4 separate regions of the Mus musculus genome follow, and regions 1, 3 and 4 are each linked to region 2. The links are chromatin loops, found by intact Hi-C in ENCODE. Cell type or tissue: left cerebral cortex. All regions are shown on one strand. Region 1 has its middle 88 kb from the start of Gm39155. Region 2 holds the start of Gm51527 (a long non-coding RNA gene). Region 3 has its middle 210 kb from the start of Gm39155. Region 4 has its middle 110 kb from the start of Gm22140.

Region 1 (2,500 bases), 220 kb after region 2:
TGGTGGAGAGGGTATGTTATAGATGTCTCATTTGTGGCTCATCATCACACCCACACTTATTCTGTCCACAGTGACTAGCTGTGAACTTCTATTTTAACCACAGAGTACAAAGAAACTTCTGTGATGATGTCTGAGAGCTCTACTAATCTATAGGCAGAGATACCACCTTACAGAAAAGCTTAACTCCTACATGACAGCTCTCTGATTAATGCCTCTTAGCTCTGAGCAAGATGTGTTTCTAAAATCTCTTACACTTACATTTGTAGTCCCATTATTAATCCCAACTTCTTTCATGTCAGTATTTTGGATTTTTCATGATTTTCTTGTGGTGTTGTTTCTTTGATGAAAACTCCCAAAGCAAGATTATGCTGATACCTTAGTGTTGGCTTTTTTATTTTCTTTTGTACATTGCTAGACATTTGACTTCTTTCCAGAATATCCAATGAATTGATCCATGATCAAGACATCAGAGGCATAGCAGCATCGTAGCCTTTGGCTTTTACATAATGATAAGGGAACACAAGCTTTCTAGAACTTTCTACTGCCAAGATGAGTGGGGCTGACTGTGCTGACTGGGCATTAGAATATGTTTTTCCCAGAGAAAAAGCTAGTTTTATGTTATAAATATTGGCCAAAGCAAGAGCTGTCTTGAATAGGAGCAGCATCTCTCTCATAGAGAGTGGGAATAGTGGAACCATTTGTTGCCATTACTTGAGCCTGGACATAGATCTAGTGTACACAGTGGATCATATCCCATTGCACAGGTACACTTCTGTCTAGTCATAGAAGCTGTGAGGGGATGAACATAGTTGTTGTCTCCTGTAGGCTAACCTTATGTTCCAAACAACTCTTCCTTATGGTCTGACATTCTGTGCCCTTTTCTCCTTTACGTAAAAGTACTATTGCAGCCAGTCTTTGCCAGCCACAGACGCCTTTGGTGGAAGCTATTATTGCATTATGTTTTCAGCTGTTTCTTGGAAAGAACAAATGAGTAGCTTCTAAAATTTGAACAGTTGAGAACAATAACAGCAAAGAAAATCCTCTAAAAAGAGCTATGAAGAGAAGAAAAAGATTTCTTGGGCTGCATAGTCATGCAAACATTTTAAGCTTCACATAGTCAATGTATGCTGATTTATTACTTGTTTGTTTATTATCACGTTACCTTTATGATGGTCTTTTAAATTCATGCCCTACTGTGTGTTTGAATTAGGTAAGATATTGTGAACTGAAAACCACAGAAAAACATCAAATTGACCTCACCAAGGGGAAAGCACATTTGTATCATGGAGACTGGGCTGTTTTCAGGCAAGGTTTGCTTTTGATATGGGATTCTATTAGTTCAGCTCTTTCTTGGGACCAGATCCATACCTACAACTCCTACATTCTCTTTATTGCTAGAGATAGACTCTGTTTTCCCAAGAGATCTTATGGAGAAGTGATGTGTCAATGTTAATCTGAGTATGATTACTAAGAGAACAGGACTGAATGCAAGACATCTAAACCCATCAAATGTCCTTCCCAGTGCTGTTGTTTCTTTAATTATGTGTCACTTGCCTGATAGTGTTAAGAATTTGACCTTCTGGGGGCGCATACCTTTAATTCCAGCACGTGGGAGGCAGAGGCAGGCAAATTTCTGAGTTCAAGGCTAACCTGGTCTACAAAGTGAGTTCCAGGACAGCCAGGGTTATACAGAGAAACCCTGTCTCAAAAATACAAAAAACAAAAACCAGAACAACAAAAAAAAGAACTTGACATTCTGGGGGAAATTTTAGGACATATAGTTATATGCTGCATCTATAATATCACCAAGCTTTGAGCAGTTCTCAGTAAGACAGATGTGTTGAAATTATGAGAGTTTTAAAGAACAGTTGGTTTATCATTCTAACAGTCATGGTATGTAAAACATTGTTTGCTAAGAACAGGAAGAAACATCTGGAACTGGTGACAGTTATTTTGGGCTTCTCTGTTTTTTGAAAAAAAGAATCACAGCAGTTTTAGCATCAGCTTTATCAGCTCCATGACTATTCCTACTTCAAGGCCTCTATCCAACTCACACCAATGAGGCCATCATTTCAAGACCACCTATGTTCTTCAAAAGATATGATTTGCTTAGGATGACAATGACTACATTTTGAGTCTGCTGTCACTGTCATGCAAGGTGTCTCTTCCTTGTCCACAGTCTTCTTCAACCCACAGAAGCTTAGAAAACAAACATCACCCAGCCCTAACTGAAATGCTCTTCTTACATAATCCCTATGTTTGGATTCTAGTCAAGCAAATAGCTTTGGGCTAGTATCACTGTGGATATTCAAATGTGCTTCACTGAATATCCAACTGTGCTTAGGGGTTTAAGGCATTTTATAAGTGAGATTTTGCTGTGAATTCATTAGCATGTTAGGATAGAAAATGGGAGTGCCCTTGAGTGTTCTAGATTTTGTTCACATTGACAGAGAATGACTCTCTTTTATGACTTTTTTGGGGAGTTAGGGTCTCCCTCATC
Region 2 (2,500 bases):
TGTTGCTGCTCCCTTTTTGACTGTCAAGTGACCAGCTCATGCAAAACTTTTCTTAACCGAGGACCCTCGTCCTGTGTCCCACCCTGGCCTCCTCCCTGTGTTTGGCCATCCAGAGCGGCTAACAGGTCCCTGCTCACTGAAGCGTCACCTCTCGCTCCCCAGTACATCTCCGCAGCCCACTCGGACTGCAGCCTAGCAGCCCGCCGGTCCTCCCAATTGCAGCAGTCAGGGCGACAGCCAGACGAGGGAGGGCCAAGCCGGCCGGGCTCCGGATCTGCACGGGGAAGGGCTGGCAGGCAGCGCGCGGGGCGAGTTCGCAGCACAGGTAAACAGGCCGGCTAGGCACGGGGCGCTGTCGCCGCGGCCACCCAGCGATTTCCAGGCACGCAACTCCGCCTCCAGAGCTCTGTCCCCGCGCTCTCGTCTCCGCTGCTTTCGCAGCCCAGCAGCCGCCGCAGCAGCACTCCACACAAAGGACTGTTCCCCGCCGAGCAGCGCATCCACCTCCACTCCTCCTCCGGTGACAGCATCCCCGACAGCAGGGCTCGGGTGCGGCGGCGCGGGGGGAACCTGTCACTCTCGCAACCAAGGCGGTGGCAAAGGCTTTTTCCCCCTTTTGCTTTTTATTCCTTCTTTCCAAAATTCGCCTCTTTGCCTTTCTGTGGTTCCACCCATCTCCCCTTCCTCCCCATAAACAACTCTCCTACCCACCCACCCCCAATAAATAAATAAAGGAGGAGGGTCAGGGTAGGAGTGGGGGCAGGCAAGGCGAGGCAGCTGGAGCCAGCCAGGCAGAGTCCGCACCGACAAGGCGCCCGCACGCACCTCACACCATGAGATGGCGACGCGCCCCGCGCCGCCCGCTGGGTACCAGCCCCAGCGTCCCGCATCCCGGGTCCGCCGACCGCTCGCCTCCGCTGCTGCTGCGGCTGCTGCCGCCGCCGCCGCCGCTGCTGCTGTTGCTGCTGCTGCTGCTGCTGGGGACCGCGGCCCTGGCTCCGGGGGCGGCGGCCGAGCGGGCGGCTCCCGCGGGGGCCTCGGTGTGCTACTCGTCCCCGCCCAGCGTGGGCTCGGTGCAGGAGCTGGCCCGGCGCGCCGCGGTGGTGATCGAGGGAAAGGTGCACCCGCCGCGGCGGCAGCAGGGGGCACTCGACAGGAAGGCAGCAGGCGAGGCAGGGGCAGGGGCGCGGGACCAGCCCGCCCAGGACCCGCCACCTTCACAGGACCCTCCGCCCTCTGACAACTGGACCCTACTCACCGGGTCCCCCGAACCCAGCACCGATCAGCCCAGGGACCCCGCGCCCTATCTGGTGAAGGTGCACCAGGTGTGGGCTGTGAAAGCCGGGGGCTTGAAGAAGGACTCGCTACTCACCGTGCGCCTGGACACCTGGGGCCACTCAGCCTTCCCGTCCTGCGGGCGGCTCAAGGAGGACAGCAGGTACATCTTCTTCATGGAGCCCGATGCCAACAGTAGCGGCCGCGCGCCGCCCGCCTTCCGAGCCTCGTTTCCTCCGCTGGAGACTGGCCGCAACCTCAAGAAGGAGGTCAGCCGGGTGCTGTGCAAGCGGTGCGGTAAGTGCCTCGCCATGCCCCCCGGGCGGCCCGGGGCTCCCCTTCGACGGCTGCAGGGCGCGGGCGCTCCCAGGTCCGAGCGTTCCTTAGAGGAAGGGGAGGTCTCGCAGGTGCCACGGGCCGGGCGATTTCTCTACGTTCCCGACTTACTGGGCTTTTTGCTCAGGGTAGAATCTCAAGTTTGGTCTTTGGTTGGACTACCTAAAACTTTGGAATCCCTTGGGGTTTGGTTCCCTAAGTTGATACTGAATGCTGCTGTTGCTTTCTTAGGTGTTGGTTTGTTGAACTTGTGGTTAGGCACTGCTGTCTGTGAGTTCCCCTGTGAGATGGGGCTTCTCTGGAAGAGAAATCCCGAGCCAGGCTTGTTTTCCAAGCCTTCTTCTGAACGTGGTCCTGAGGCGTCAAGGGCTGTTTATGGAGAGCCCAGAGGAGGAAAAGGGCAGGGTGAGATGCCATTATAAATACTGGCAGAGTTTTGGGTTAACTAATATGCAACACACAGGTGGAGCGTGTAGCTAGTTTCTATGTGTATGTGAGGAGTACAGAGTGACTTTTCTTGGGAGAATCCTGTCAAGAATTTTGGTCACAGAATTTTGGTTTGGAGGTTGTTTTTCTCTGGTCTGGAAGTCAGAACAGACGAATGTAATTGTGGCACTTTATATGTAGGCCTTAAAGACTCTCAGGTGAGAAGTTTAGTCATGGATTTCCCAGGCTTTTCCCATTTTACCAGTGGGTATTCCCTCAGGAGAGTCAAATGATCAGATTTGAGAAATTAAGCTGAGAGTCTAATTACATGTCTGAGGTTGAATTGCATTTCTGCCATTCATAAAATAATTTCTAGGACCTAAATATCTGTATCCTTTCCTGATCACCATATAATTACTAACACATAGCGGGGACTCCTTCTCAAACCGTAAATTACCGTGAC
Region 3 (2,500 bases), 340 kb after region 2:
TCAGGAGGTGCTGCATATTCTGGAAGCATTTTAAGTGTAATACATATGTGTCAAACCATAACTCCACAGTCATAGAATGACCTGCAGGCATTCAGATCTGTGAATAAAAGACAGGGCACAAAATACATCTATTATGTCCCACTTTTCTGTTTCCCCTCTTTATCAGCTACCTTCCATTTTTGCTCCAGGAGGCAGATGAGTGTGTTAAGAGCAGTAGAAAGAGCCCTATGTGTAATTATCAATTTGTAGTAGATAGATTTCTAAAATGTAATTTTATCCAAAATGTATACCTTAAGACATGATTAATATAGAACATTATATAGAACATATAATATAGAGCATCTACAGTTTTTCTTAGCAAGCGTTTAAAATGCATTATGGATTTTGTATTCATAGTATATCCAAACTCAGCCAAGTACATTTCAAGGGCATAATAGCCACATGTAGCTATAGACTTCTATCTTGGTCTAGAGAAGAAATATAGATGTTCAGAGTATTTGGGTGATGTACTCTCCATCCTCCATTGTCATATGTATGTATGTATGTATGTATGTATCTATGTATGCATGCATGTATGTATTTATGTGGAAATCACATTGTCACTCCTACCCCATCAGAGACGAGCATGGGTGAGGATCATTGCATACCATTTAGTTAACAGAGGTTATCTTCCCTTCACTCAGAAGGATTAATTATCATCTCTATCCTCTACTTTAATGTCAACATACAGGGCAATATAGTAGTCTCTCTTTCCATCCCTTCTCCCTTAGGAAGCACACACACACACACACACACACACACACACACACACACACACACACACAGAGAGAGAGAGAGAGACAGAGAGAGAGAGACAGAGAGAGACAGAGACAGAGAAACAGAGACAGAGAGAGACAGAGAGACAGAGAGAGGGACATACACAAAGAAAGAGACAGAGACAGAAACAGACAGAGAGAGAGATAGAGAGACAGACACACACAGAGAGAGACAGAGACAGAGAGAGACAGAGAGACAGAGAGAGGGACACACATAAAGAGAGAGACAGAGACAGAAACAGAAACAGACAGATAGAGAGACAGACACACACAGAGAGAGACAGAGAGAAACAGACACAGAGAGAGAGAGACAGAGAGAAACAGACACACACACACACACACAGAGAGAGAGAGAGAGAGATGATATTGGCATATACTCAAAACACAATATGGTAACACTTCTAATTAAAGCTAATTAAAGGTACCAGATAGATGCAATGAACATCTAATGAAAACCTGCTTGTAAATTTAACTAGATTTAAAAACCAAAGGGGAAAAAAAAGAATTAGAAAAACTCTTATAGATGATAACCAATTCAGGAAAAATTTTGCTACTTCCTAACCTTGTATAACTGTAACTTACCAGGAAGAAAGTAGCATGACTCATGCGTTACCACATCGGGGCTCCATCCTTCTTGTATAACTGTATTGCATTTTAAAATCGGTACTTATTGCTGATTGCAGAGACTTATACTGGACTTGGAACAGTCAAGAACAGGTTCTGTACAGAGGACTCAGTGAGTCTCCTCAAAATGTGGACAAAACCACACACAGCTAAAGGAGATCTAGGTCTTCAGCCAAGCCATGAATCAGGGCCGAAGTAAGTGAAGAAGATCTGAGTTTTGAGATGAGTGCTTTTCCTGTTATCTAACACCTGAAATATTCTGATATAAGATTCAGAGTCAGACAATAGCAACACCAGCATTTTTGGTTTATCCAAGAAAGCAGTTGAGCTATTAATTATTTAATGCCTCCATACATTCATCAAGACTCTTAGGAAGCTAAGGAGATTTTGAGCTAGCTGAATGGCCCTGTCGCTTGAATTTTTCATGCTGTGGGTGATTAGTTCTCACAACAAAACCTACATCAATGAAACAGGAGGTACTTGAGTCAGGAAGACATGACTGGAGAGCTGCCTTTGCTGTCCTTCTTCAACCCTGGAAATCATTTATTTTCTCTGGGCTTAATTTTTCATACATTTGATGAATGTAAACCCCTCCCCTGCAGCCTTGCAGTGAAGAAGAAATGAAGACCATTTATCCAATGTCTGATTCAGGCTCTCACACATATTGATTGCACGATAAGTTATCTTTATTCCTCTGTGAAATTAAGTTTTTGTTCCTTGACCTTTGTGTCTTGAAATGATCTTTCAGCATCCAGATTAGGCTTTATAATGTTAGCATTTTAGATCTTCTTTATTTTTTATTGTCTGAAAGAAATAATCGGATTAGGAGTATACAACTCTTAGGTTTTAAAAACTCACTAAAGCAAATACTTATTGAGGCCCAATTTCAGTGGAAAGTTTTGACAAAATGGCCCTGAATCACATAACTACTGTCCTAAAGGAGCTTTACCTTTGTCTCATTTTTTTTTCTTTTGTGTAAAATCACCAGACAAAACCAGCTTAGAGGTTCAGAATCTCAAAAGGATATCTGAGTAGTTCTTAGACTCATCTTAATGGGTCAA
Region 4 (2,500 bases), 590 kb after region 2:
ATCTCCTTTGTTGTGAATGTGGAGTGAGATGTCCTAAGTTACCAGGAATAAGAGTGAAGGCAAAGTTTAACCTTGGAAAATACTGTCAAGGGCAATTCTGGAAGAAAAGCAAAAAGGGAATTCCTTTCTCTCAGTTTTAAAATGTGGTGGAGGAGAGGGTCCTGTTCTTCCTGGCACTGGTTCACTCACCAAGGAGCTGGAAATGGTTGGCACCTGATATTTTTCTTGAATTTATTTAAGCTCACAGTGGTACAAGCTGCTTACTGACCCTCGAGGTAGCAATCACTATTTTAAAATGTGTCTTATTCTTGCTACAAGGACTAAGCTTGCATGGAGGCTGCAGCCCAGGAGTCTTAAAATGCAAATGAGGGAAACCCCAGGTTAGAATGCTTCTGCACGCGCAGACAGGTTTTCAATCCCGTTACCTTAGCAACATGTGCCCTTGTGTTCCTTGAATCACCTTGACAGTCTGGTGAGGAGGGGCCGGTGAATTAGAAAGAAAACTGGGGAGTATGGAAGTTTAAGATTGGTTGGGATCCTTCTGACTCGGTTCTTACTGTAAAAATAGAAAGTCCCCTTTCCAGAAATAAAAGAACTCGGGAAGAAATAAGCCCACTGGTTGAAAGGCATGGAGGTGAAAATATCAGAACTAGCCGGACCTCAGTGAGCAGAGATATTCCAAAAATATCCTCCCCACCAGCCGCGCTGCAGATGTGTGGCTCTGGCTCCTTGAGGCTAGCCATCTGCTGCAGTGTTTCCCTGGAAACCCCAGCAACGCCCCTCCCGGCGCTCCTCCCGCGCCAGCCCTGCGCCGCTAAGGAGTGGCGGTGATGTCACTGCTGCTAGCTAGGAGGGAATCCCGAGATCCACGTCCCTCGGGTGGAGCCAATCATGGTGGGCTCTGCTGCTGGGAACCTGAGGCTTTTGACAAGATTGAAATTACCAAGGCAACATGCCATTCATCACAGTCCACAAAACACGGCTTGGAACAGATTCTAAAATCGTGGTTTTTTTGTTATCGTTGTTTTTTTCTTTCTTTTTCTTTTTCTTTTTCTTTTCCTTTTCCTTTTTTTTCCCCTCTCTTTTGCTTCTTTTGCTTCTTTTGCTTCTTTGTAAACGGAGCCCGGCCCACAGAGGCAGCTCGGCAGGCAAACCACCTACACCTACGGAGTTTTAACCTTCTCTCTGTGGATACATGAGAAAAAGACACGAAATGATTTTTTTAACCTCTTTTAAAAATAAAGGTAAAGAAATCTCTCTTATCTATACGCTGTGGCTGTGCTGTTGCCTCTGCAGAAAACTAGAATGAGAATTCCGAATGAGTTGTAGTTACACGCGGACCTAAGGCTGTGAGATGCTTAGAGGGTGTGTGTTCTGTCAACCCCCATAGACACTGATGCAGAGCGGTGTAACAGTAAAAGGGCCTGCTTCCTTTAATGATTGGTAGGCAGGATTAACTTTTGAGAAGCATGGAAAAAAGGGACAAAGAGCTGCCTTTGGAAAATCATGCTGCTCTGGGTATGTTTTAGCTCACATTCTCAGAATCTTAGCAGGAATTAAGTAAACCCAAAAGAAAGAAAAACAAGCCTCAGTAACGTTGGGTTGGGGCAAATAAGTACACCGGGGTCTGCTCTTGCGATTGTGCCTCATTCACAGGTTGTAGACAGTCACAGCGTTTGTGGTCAGGATGTTTCTAGGCAGCATGTCACAGTAAAACCAGTGGATATTTAGGGAATACATTTATTTCATCTTGTTTTCGCTCCTACAAAGGAGAGTTGTAGTTGTAGACTGTATATCAGGTAGTAGTGATGTACTGAACATACTCTTGTGCTCTTGGCATTTAGAAACAAATTATTAGTCTTTGTCGGCATTCTTAGGGAAAGCCACATTATATTTTTAGTGGCCTAAAAGCTAAAATCAAACATACACTTTAATTTGTTCTCTTCCTGTGGTTAGTGTTTTATTTATATGTAAAGGTTTGTATTCTCACATTTGTGATTCTCTCTCCCTTCTGTCATCCAGATCTTTATTACCAAAATACATTTGCCCTTTCCCCCTAATCTTTATGCATTTTTTTCACAATTAAGCAGTGTACCTTGGAACACACACACACACACCCCTATCTCCCAGGCCACAAGGAAGAAAATGTGCATATGAATGTATATCTTTTCTGTAATCAATATGCATGAGTTTTCACAGAAGATTTGCTGGAATTTTTCATCAATTCTTTACCTGACTCCAATATGCTCACTTAAAACTATGTTTTAAAAAAAATCAGATTTAAAAAACATAAGCTAATGGATACAAAAGCAGTGTGTCCTGGAGTCTTTAACTCTGTCTCCTGAGTTACTTCATTTCTCTTCTACCTCTAGGATAAGAGTTTTGCCAGGAATCAGGGTTTATAACAGTCTACATAACTGGTTAATTTTCCTTTATGTTCTTGGCTTAATGTATAAATGAAATAGCTAACTCTTGGAGAGATAGAGAAAACCTGACCCAC

The links. Hi-C counts contacts between places; a loop is a spot of excess contacts. Peaks named below come from ENCODE experiments on the same cell type or tissue, not always from the same donor. Only the 100,000 strongest peaks of a DNase experiment are listed, where the experiment ranks them.
Region 1: it touches region 2 in a loop (9-fold over the local background); 3 of 42 quality-filtered maps call a loop at or near these places.
Region 3: a loop joins it to region 2, with 4 times the contacts of the local background. A loop is called at or near these places in 2 of 42 quality-filtered maps.
Region 4: a loop joins it to region 2, with 7 times the contacts of the local background. A loop is called at or near these places in 6 of 42 quality-filtered maps.

Annotation. Positions count from the first base shown.
Region 1 is chr8:32,658,039-32,660,538 of GRCm38, reverse strand. It overlaps a transcript of Nrg1 not described here. Among named protein-coding and RNA genes, the nearest start is that of Gm39155, 88 kb to the left of the region's middle. In left cerebral cortex, a CTCF peak has its summit at 949; DNase peaks (open chromatin) are centred at 52 and 1,016; H3K27ac peaks cover 370 bases.
Region 2 is chr8:32,882,588-32,885,087 of GRCm38, reverse strand. Gm51527 (a long non-coding RNA gene) reads right to left here and starts at 1,892. Exons shown (of 2, transcript XR_003947373.1): 1 at 1,373-1,892. It also overlaps a transcript of Nrg1 not described here. In left cerebral cortex, a CTCF peak has its summit at 1,138 (motif pointing right); DNase peaks (open chromatin) are centred at 362, 1,048 and 1,930; H3K4me3 peaks cover 2,500 bases; H3K27ac peaks cover 2,397 bases.
Region 3 is chr8:32,539,159-32,541,658 of GRCm38, reverse strand. It overlaps a transcript of Nrg1 not described here. Among named protein-coding and RNA genes, the nearest start is that of Gm39155, 210 kb to the left of the region's middle. In left cerebral cortex, no CTCF peak of the experiment used is centred here; a DNase peak (open chromatin) is centred at 1,514.
Region 4 is chr8:32,291,577-32,294,076 of GRCm38, reverse strand. It overlaps a transcript of Nrg1 not described here. Among named protein-coding and RNA genes, the nearest start is that of Gm22140, 110 kb to the right of the region's middle. In left cerebral cortex, no CTCF peak of the experiment used is centred here; DNase peaks (open chromatin) are centred at 804 and 1,168; H3K4me3 peaks cover 1,604 bases; H3K27ac peaks cover 1,658 bases.